Linked DNA regions of Mus musculus: region 2 is linked to region 1. A link is a loop called in an ENCODE intact Hi-C map of the cell type or tissue named here. Cell type or tissue: heart. All regions are shown on one strand.

Region 1 (5,000 bases):
CATAATGTTGTTCCACCTATAGGGTTGCAGATCCCTTTAGCTCCTTGGCTACTTTCTCTAGCTCCTCCATTGGGAGCCCTGTGATCCATCCATTAGCTGACTGTGAGCATCCACTTCTGTGTTTGCTAGGCCCCGGCATAGTCTCACAAGAGACAGCTACTTCTGGGTCCTTTCAATAAAATCTTGCTAGTGTATGCAATGGGCAAATCCTAATTTTAAAAAAGAGTTTTTCAAATAATAAGTAAACCCAATCTAGGTTTTCTATAAGACATGTGGTTCGTGTCTCTTTGATGACATCCACGGCTGAAGCGGCTGTCAGGAGAGCTTGAGTGGCAGCAGCCCCCTCTCACCTCAGGAGATGCGCTCTGCGACGGCTCATTAGCCTCACTGTCACTGGAGCTGCTCTCACTCTCCGAGTCAGACCCAGAGCTGCTCTCAGATCCACTGTGGCTGCTCGAGTCATCCCTGGAGTTGTCTGCTCCCTCACTGTTATGGTGTGAAGGTTCAGAGTTACTGAAGGAGATAAAACAGAAATGGCAAATGTTTCCTTTATGATGGCAACAAGACCCCACGCAAATCTGACAACCAACTTTATTAATGATGTGAGATAAGAAACCCAAAACTTCCTTACAAATGAAGTACACATCCCCCAAAAGTCTCTGGTGTACCATTCTGATAATAATACTCACTTTTAGCATATTTTAAAATTCACCCAGTTTGAATAAATAATCAATTTTTGTTAATTTCCAGAATGATACAATCACCATCACAACTGACATTATTTATAAGGCTGCTAATGATACCACCACAATGTTAAATCAGACTAACCTCAGCCATCAAACCAACAACAACAAAACCACAAAATAAAAGGATTCCCCACCTTCCTGGTGTACTCCTTGGCATTGTCTTATCACAATCCTAAAAATAAAGCATAAGAAATTATGAATGAATAATACTCTATTTACATAATACAAATGTCTGAACTAAAAAAAACAAAAAACAAAACAAAACAAAAAAAAAACAAAGGTTGGTTCCTTTAGCATATAAATTAATAGTTACTTAATACAGTGATTAAAAACAAAAACAAAAACAAAAAAAAAACAGTACAGTATACCACAGCACTCAGAAAGCAGAGGCAGCAGGATTATGAATCTGAGGCTACCTGGGCCTTAGTGAAACTGCCCCAAAACAAAACCAATAACCAAAACACCACAAACAATAACAAGCCAGGACCCTGTTTTCACTTAAAGAAGCAGAGTTTGCCTAGTTCAATGCTCAGTACCACTACTAACAAGAGGAAAAAAAATAATTTCTAAGATAATTCTTTAAAAAAAAATTAAGGTAGGAAAAATGGCTTATCAGTTAAGAGCAGAGGCTGCTCTAACAGAGAATACCCACATAGTGCTCACAACCATCTGTAATTCCAGTTCCAGGGGGCCATGCATATAAAAAAAATGTTTGTTTTTAAAAAAAAGAAAAAAAGAAAAAGGAAGGAAGGAAGGAAGGGAAGGAGGGAGAGAGGGAGGGAGGAAGGGAGGGAGGGAGGGAGGGAGGGAGGGAGGGAGGGAGGGAGGGAGGGGCTGGAGAGTCGGTTCAGTAGTTAAGAACACTGACTATTCTTCCAGAGGTCCTGAGTTCAATTCCCACAACCACATGGTGGCTCACAACCATCTGTACTGGGATCCCATGCCCTCTTCTGGTGTGTCTGAAGACAGCTACAATGTATTCACATACAATAAATAAATAACTTCGTAAATATTTCTTGTAAGTAATTCCTGCTTCAAAAATACATTTTGATCCTCAATAAGTGTTAGTGAAACATCAATTTAAGAGAAACAGCAACAGCAAGCAGCAGCTCAAAGACATTACAGAAGGTAACAATCATCCAGTGTCAGAAAGCTTATAAACAGAAAAGGTTCCAGGCAGTGGTGGTGCATGCCTTTAATCCCAGCACTTGGGAGACAGAGGCAGGCGGGTTTCTGAGTTCAAGGCCAGCCTGGTCTACAGAGTGAGTTCCAAGACAGTCAGGGCTTCACAGAGAGGAACCCTGTCTCGGAAAAAAACCACACACCCTCCCCTCCAAAAAAAAAAAAAAAAAAGAAAGAAAAGGTACTGACCAAGACACAATGGAACTGTAACGTGAAGGACTGGCATACCTGTTCCCCATCACTGTCTTCACTGCTGCTTAGTTTTAAGTCATCTTTTAACATACTAGAGGGAAAATACAGAAAGTAGCATTAATTAGTCACACCAGGCCAGAATACTAAATATGTATCAATAATTCTAGGAATAATCATTGTGTTAGCCAAAAATTTAATTGAAACACACATACACATACTCTTTAAGTTTGGAATTGTTCACATTATACCAATACATTTTAAAGGAAATCAGCCATTTTTGTAAGCCTTAAACTTTCCATGCATTAAAAAAAAATTTTTAGGTCAGCCTAGTGTACAGAACAGAACTAGTTCTAGGACAGCCAAGCCTTACACAGGAAAAGCCTGTCTCGGGAGGAAATTTATTTATTTATTTATTTATTTATTTATTTATTTATTTATTTATTAAGACAGGGTTTCTCTGTGTAGCCCTGGAAAAGCCTGTCTCGGGAGGAAATTTATTTATTTATTTATTTATTTATTTATTTATTTATTTATTTATTTATTAAGACAGGGTTTCTCTGTGTAGCCCTGGAAAAGCCTGTCTCGGGAGGAAATTTATTTATTTATTTATTTATTTATTTAGACAGGGTTTCTCTGTGTAGCCCTGGCTATTCTGTAACTCTTTATACCAGGCTGTCCTCAAACTTGGAGATCTGCCTGCCTCTGCCGCCTAAATGCATGTGCATGTGTAAAAGGCATGTGCCATGACTGCCTAGCCTAAAAATTTTTTTTTTTTTTTTTTTGGTTTTTCGAGACAGGGTTTCTCTGTGTAGCTCTGGCTGTCCTGGAACTCACTCTGTAGACCAGGCTGGCCTTGAACTCAGAAACCCACCTGCCTCTGCCTCCCAAGTGCTGGGATTAAAGGCGTGCACCACCACGCCCAGCAAAAAAAATTTTTTTTTGAAAAAAGTATTTTTATTTGTTATATGCATATGAATACACCACCATTGCTCTCTTCAGACACACACCAGAAGAGGGCACCAGACCCCATTACAGATGGTTGTGAGCCACCATGTGGTTGCTGGGAATTAACTTAGGACCTCTAGAAGAGCAGTCGATGTTCTTAACTGAGCTATCTCTCTAGCCCAAAAAAATACTTTTAAAGAAAACAGAATTTAGTGTTCTGTAAAGATAGCAGTGGGCATGTTAGGAACAGAAGAACTGCTGGCTCCACAAGTAAAACATTTGATTTTGTTTTCTAGTTAAACTCATATACATTCCTGTTACAAAATTGTACACATATATGTTAATAGAGCTTTGGTCTACTAGATAAGACTCCTAAAGAGAAGCAAGATAAAGTCAAAGCATCAAGCAATTTCTTCTTTGTTTCCAATAATCCACAAAGAGAGAGACCTGGGTAACTTCTAGCTGTTGGATAACTTTGAAAACCACAACACAATTTCCAGAGTCAAAGTTCTGGTTTATAATTGCCTGGCTAAGGATACAAGTAGACACCAGCAGGAGAGTTTGGGGTAAGAAAGGACCATGTACAAATTTTCAAACTTCAACTTCTAAGTCTCCCTTTAACAAAATTCAAATTGAATTTAAAGTATATAAATAGAGTAAGCTGACAATTTCTGCAATTTGTTTTCAAAGTAATGTCAAAGAGTGAAGTTTTTTCTAAGTCTAAAATCAGTAAACTTAAAATCAGAGTAACACAAAACAGTGTGGTTTTACATGAGTAACTCTTTAACAAGATGTCTGGGAGAGCTGTACTAGACAGTGCTTCCGTTCTCGTCAGCAGGCGCTCGGTTACCTTTCTTTTGAAAGGGTTTTGAGTCCCCCCCCGCATTGGAAGAAGTCTTCTGTCACTGCAGTAACTACCTGCACTCTCCCCTCAAAGACTAATCTGCATTTCTAAATCTGGCTATCAATTCAAAACATACACAAAAATTACCTGGAAATAAAGCAACCAGATGACTATAGAATATGAGAAGTGTTTTAAAATCAGTTCAGTAAATGAACATTTTAGAAAGTTTCCTTTTGTACAAGGGCTTAAGTGTATCTCTATAACTGATTTTCTTTTTTTTTTCTTTTTTTCTTTTTTTCTTTTTGGTTTTTTCGAAACAGGGTTTCTCTGTGTAGCCCTGGAACTCACTTTGTAGACCAGGCTGGCCTCCAACTCAGAAATCCGCCTGACTCTGGCTCCCGAGTGCTGGGATTAAAGGCGTGCGCCACCACGCCCGGCATAACTGATTTTCAGTAAGGAAAATGTACTTACTCTGAATTCTCTCAGCCCTTATGATTTAATAATGGCGGCTCAATGAACCTGTTTACATATGTGAGTATGTCAAAGCCTTTACCACACTGTTCCAGGTCCAGCATATGTTCTAGTTTCCTCAGCAACTGAAGTGGTATGTCCATGGTATACTTGGTATATACAGAAGACATGTATTATTAGTTTTTGCACACAGATATGATAAAAGGAATATATGAGTTTCTCAGAAGTAGTGTATTTCTTTCTCAGTCCTCCTTTTGTTACATGAAGAGGCTATTAGACTGGGGTTAACTCTGTGGTCTGTGGCTATGGCACAGGAAGCCACACAGTGGCTACTCCTTTGGCACTTGCTCTAACCACTGTGTTAACCTGTGATCTTAGGAGGTCATGTGCTCACTCTCCAGATGTAATTTATTAACATCTAACAGCCTACCCCAACTATGAAACGTTTCTGATTCTACCTACAAAATATAATAAAAATAGGAAATCTTAAAGATAGTATAAACAATGTTGTTTAGTGTACAGCACTCAGTAACTAAATGGAAGGATTACTAAGAAGAATACTATGTTTAACACGGTTTCTTTATTAAATGTAAACTGTGAACTCAAAAGGGTGGGTGAAC
Region 2 (5,000 bases), 120 kb after region 1:
ATCATGTACATGTTTTATTTCCGTGAACTTATGTTTTAATTCTATTAGCGTGCGTACCCAGTGTAGAATTGCAGTCCTCTGGCAATGCTGTTAAAGTTTAGCATTCCAAGCAAAAGCCAGACTCTTAGTGTTCATCTTACATTGCCCAGAAACATGTAAGGCCTGCAGTTCCCAAATCCTTATCAGTGCTTGTCATTGCCTTTTGTTTTACGTATAAGTGGAATGTGGTTTAATCTGTATTATTTCTTTACTAGAGGCAAATTTTTGGAGATGTGTGATGATCTCCTAGCAAGAGTGGAGCCGCCACTTCGAAGCGTCTTGGAGCAATCCAGTGAGTACTTTTGTCATTGAATTAATTGTTTGTAGATCTCAGACTCTGGGGATGTATTGCATGTTATCATTTTCTCCCAGTCAAATATTTGCTGCATGAACACTGTCAGTTTAGTTTCACGCTATAATAAGCTTTATCTGTCCCCTGGAATATTTCTTCTTTCTAAAGCCTTCTATGAAGAATACAGGGAAATAAAAGTTTTCTCAGAAAACTTTCTTTCTCAAGCACAGATGGATGTAGAAATCTGTTTACTGAGTTGCTTTGCAGTGTGTATGTGGTGGTCTTTTTGTCAGTGAGCCCTTTGTTAACTTAGTATGGCTCTGAGAGATGGCTCAGTGGGTAAAGCCTTGCTGCTCAAACATAAAGACCTTTGGCTCCTCAGCATCTCTGTAAAATCCAGGTGCAGCTGCACACTGTAATCTCCAGTGGTGGGGAGGCAGACAGATCATCCTAGAATCAAGCTCCACGTTCAGTGGAAGACTCTCTTAAAAACAAAACAAAACAAAACAAAAAAACCTAGAGAGATGGCTCAGAGGCTAGAACTAGCTGCTCTCTACCAGAGGACCCAGGTCAAAGTCCTAACATCTTCATGGTGACTATAACGCCAGTTCCAAGAGACCTGACTTTCTCTTCTGGCCTGTGTCACCAACAGGCATATATGTGGTGCATGGATGAACATTGTGCACAGACACATGCAGACAAAACAACCATATACATTAAAAAAATTATTTTTTTTGAAGGACAGAGGTTGAATGGTGATGCGTGCCTGTATTTTCAGCAGATAGGTCAGAAGTTTAAGGTCATCATCAAATTTTAAGGCCAGCCTAGGTTAGAGACCCTGTCTCAAAATCTCAGTAATCAGAAGAAAGAGACAGATGGATCGCTGTGAATTCAGGACAGCCAGCAGTCCTAAAAGAGATCCAATCTCAATCAATCAATCAATCAAACAAACAGATTAATAACTACAAAAATAAAGTGGAGAGTCATGTTGATACAGGAGCACAGAAAGACATGCAAACCAGGTGTGATTTATAAGATGTTTTAATTATGTTTCAGACTAAAGGGTGACAATTCCCTTAGGAATACATTATTAACTAAAACAGTTTGGGGTACAATGTTTACCTTTTTTGTTAGTCACTAATTAATTCAGGGTGGTCATGTAATGTTAGCTTAGTACTGGCTTGGGTCTTAAATCAGTGTTGATGAGAGGTGAGTGTGTTTTTACTATGGATTTTGGGAGTGTCACCCTCCCTGCTCCCCATTTTTTCTTCTCAGGAGTTGAAGTTACATTGTGTAGGCTGGTCTGTAATCCTTGGACTCAAGCAGTACTCCTTCCCCTGCCTCCAGCTGGAACTGCAGGCACATACCTAATATGCCTGGCTGCAGCTCATTTCTTTTGTAAAAAGTGAGTTAGTGGAGGTCAGACAATAACTAAGTAGAGCTGATGCTCTGCACATTTTCGTGCATCCTGGAGGCTGAGCTCTGGGGTCACCAGGCTTTCAGCATGTGTGTTTAACTTGCGGAGCCATCTCACCAGCCCTCACGCTTGCTTCTTTAAATAGTTCCTCTCGGGGAACAGTGGTTGTTAGATAAAGTGTGACTGGGAAAGCACTTGGCATTAGATAGGTTTTGGGCAGTAGCTGAGCCTTGCCATGCCCTGATCCCCAGGAGACCATAGACCATGGCTATGTGCCTGTGCCTTGTTATTTGGAACTTCCTTGCTTTATGGCAGGTCATGGATGACTTAGTATTTTGAAGCCCATTTTGAGCTAACATGCTGGCTGGAATGTTGGATCTCTTGACAGTACTTTGTGTAGCGCTCTAAGGGAATGCAGGACCTGCACAGGCAGTGCCTTCCAGACCCCACTATTGTTATTTGAGAGTCAAGATGAGTACTTTTTTTTTTGTTGTTGTTGTTTTTCAAGATAGGGTTTCTCTATATAGCCTCAACTCAGAAATCCGCCTGCCTCTGCCTCCCAAGTGCTGGGATTAAAGGCGTGCGCCACCACTGCCTGGCAAGATGACTACTTTTTACCAGAGGCTATGCTCCAGTGTGAGAGAATGTGAGTGTGGGTGGGGCATGGCGGGGGTAGGGGGTGGGGGTGGGTTGTGGGGGAGGATAATGAATTTTGGAATGAGGATGTAAGGGAGTTGTTTGTTTTTTAAAATGTTTGTGGATTCATTCACCATGAGCTCTACTACTTTTTTCTTCATTGTAGAATACTGGTTTAAAGATTCTTTTTATGTCTCTATTTTTGCCGTAGAGTTAAAGAAAGAAGATATTTATGCAGTGGAGATAGTTGGTGGTGCCACACGAATCCCTGCAGTGAAAGAGAAGATCAGCAAGTTTTTTGGTAAAGAACTCAGCACAACATTAAATGCAGATGAAGCTGTCACTCGAGGCTGTGCTCTGCAGGTGAGTTTGGTCTTCATAGGTCATAGCACAGATCTACCCATTAACAAAAGGGCAGCTTAAGGTGTAAGTTTCTGAAGCCCTTGCTTAAAATGGGCAGCTGACATACATAAAAGGTATTGATGGCGTAGCGTGTAGTGAGAGGAGTTCAGAAGTGCAGAGGCTGGGGGCTGTGCTGACGCAGGCTTTCAGTTTGATTTTAGCACTTGGGAGGTAGAGGCACATGGAGCTCAGTGAATTTGAGGTCTGGGCTACAGAGTGAGTCCAGGACACAGAGTGAGGCCAGGGCTGCACAGAGAACATTGTCCTGCAAAACCACAAAACAAAACAAACAAACAAACGGAATTGTGGGCCTAGGTTAAGGGCTAAGCTAGAGCTGACAGAACTTGTTGGATTGTCGGTATTGATTCATGAAGTAGTAGACTTCAGTTAAAGTAACTAGTTAGACAGTAAATTTGACAATGACAGCAGTTTGTAGAACTATTCAGATACCATTATATTACTACTGAAAATATTAAATCAATGATGGCCTCCTACTGCTTGTAGTTCTATAATACCGGGTTATAATGTCTGTGTGTGTCAATGGAATTGTTAACATTTTCGTTCTAGTGTGCAATTTTATCACCTGCTTTCAAAGTCAGAGAATTTTCTATCACTGATGTGGTACCATATCCAATATCTTTGCGATGGAATTCTCCAGCTGAAGAGGGGTTAAGGTAATATATTATCAGTCTTGTTGATACATACTCAGTTGGGTGTTAAATCTAGGCAGTGTGTTATCCTTCTTTTCAGTTTACACGTGTATCTGTCCAAGGCATAAAATGTGGTTGTTGTTGATGTAAATTCAAGGCCAGGCATGATAGTGAATCCCTGTAACCGAGCATGGTTTTGGTAGAGGGAGGCAGGAGGATCAAGAGGTAAGGTCATCCTTGGCTGCATAGTGAGTATGAGCCTCTCCTTTTTTCCTTTTTTTTTTTTTAAAGGCATGAGTAAATTAGTGCCCTGTCCTTTTAAAATTATATATACTTGTTCAAGTATATTATTTTTTAAACAGTCCATAAAGAATTTAAGATTGTTGTTTTATTTGTGTATTTTAGCTGCATGTATGGCTGTGTACCATGTGTCTGCCTAGTATATGAGGAGACCAGAAAGAGAACATTAGTTGTAAGATAACATGTGGGTGTTGGGAATCAAACCCATGTCATTTAGAAGAGCATCCAGTGCTCTTAACTTCCGAGTCATCTCTCTATGAACCTGCAAATAACAGCTGACAAGGAGGAGAAACTAGGACTGTTGAGTAATTACAAACCTAGGATACATGTGTCAAAGGTGTTCAGAATGTCATAAATTTTTGTCTGAGGAAAGCGCTTGCCATACAAGCCAGAAGACCTGGGTTCAGACCCTCAGCCAATGTAAAGCTAGGGTGAGATGGGAGGTGGAGGGTCAGGGCTCCCCAGAAGCTTCCAGGCTGAAAGCCTGGACTGGGTAGCAGCAAAAAGCAGAGATTGCTGTCTCAGATCAGGGGGAGTTCCTCTTACCTCAGCACACTTGAGACACCCCCCCCCCAAATAACAAAGAAAGATTGGAATATTTTAAAAAGAAAAAGAGCCTTATGAAGTTTTGTGTTTTTTGTCCTTTTCTTCTTCCTAGTGACTGTGAAGTCTTCCCCAAAAACCATGCTGCTCCTTTCTCCAAAGTCCTCACCTTCTACAGAAAGGAACCTTTCACTCTTGAGGCCTACTATAGTTCTCCTCAGGATTTGCCCTATCCAGATCCTGCTATAGGTGAGTAGAATTGAACTGAAATCATAACAAAAATTGCCTGTACTTAGAGCACTAAAGGGAAAAAAAATAGACTATTCAGAAATGTAGGCGCTTGAGGCCACAAAAGCAAACATCTTCTGCCCTTTGTACTTGCTGTAGAGGCAGTCGGATGGTTATTTAATGGAGGCTTGACTTTTGCAGCAGTGTTCCTGGGTTGAGTGCACATTGTGGGTCATTGCTTAAGGTGATTCTGATGTCAGTTGGATTCTAATATAGGGTTACAAGATTTGCACAGAAACCACTAGATTGTTTACAGCATCAGTTTATTGTTGATTTTGGAACCAAGTTGACCAGTCTTTACAAATAGAGAACATTTACAATTTGGAAATAATATCACTTGACAGAGAAACCAAGAGTTGTAAAGATCTGTGCAGTGGATGAACAGCCAGGAGCAGTGTCAGTGACCTTTGGGAATGGTGGGAAGAAGGTTGGC

The links. A loop is a pair of places that touch in the nucleus more often than their neighbours do. Peaks named below come from ENCODE experiments on the same cell type or tissue, not always from the same donor. Only the 100,000 strongest peaks of a DNase experiment are listed, where the experiment ranks them.
Region 2: it touches region 1 in a loop (2.6-fold over the local background); 9 of 42 quality-filtered maps call a loop at or near these places.

The regions. Positions count from the first base shown.
Region 1 is chr11:53,393,750-53,398,749 of GRCm38, reverse strand. Aff4 (AF4/FMR2 family, member 4) reads right to left here. Exons shown (of 21, transcript NM_033565.2): 8 at 2,157-2,211; 9 at 881-918; 10 at 351-513. Among named protein-coding and RNA genes, the nearest start is that of Gm25930, 5.8 kb to the right of the region's middle. In heart, a CTCF peak has its summit at 3,122 (motif pointing right); no DNase peak of the experiment used is centred here.
Region 2 is chr11:53,270,474-53,275,473 of GRCm38, reverse strand. Hspa4 (heat shock protein 4) reads left to right here. Exons shown (of 19, transcript NM_008300.3): 8 at 255-331; 9 at 2,596-2,747; 10 at 3,354-3,460; 11 at 4,395-4,528. Among named protein-coding and RNA genes, the nearest start is that of Hspa4, 28 kb to the left of the region's middle. In heart, no CTCF peak of the experiment used is centred here; a DNase peak (open chromatin) is centred at 1,923.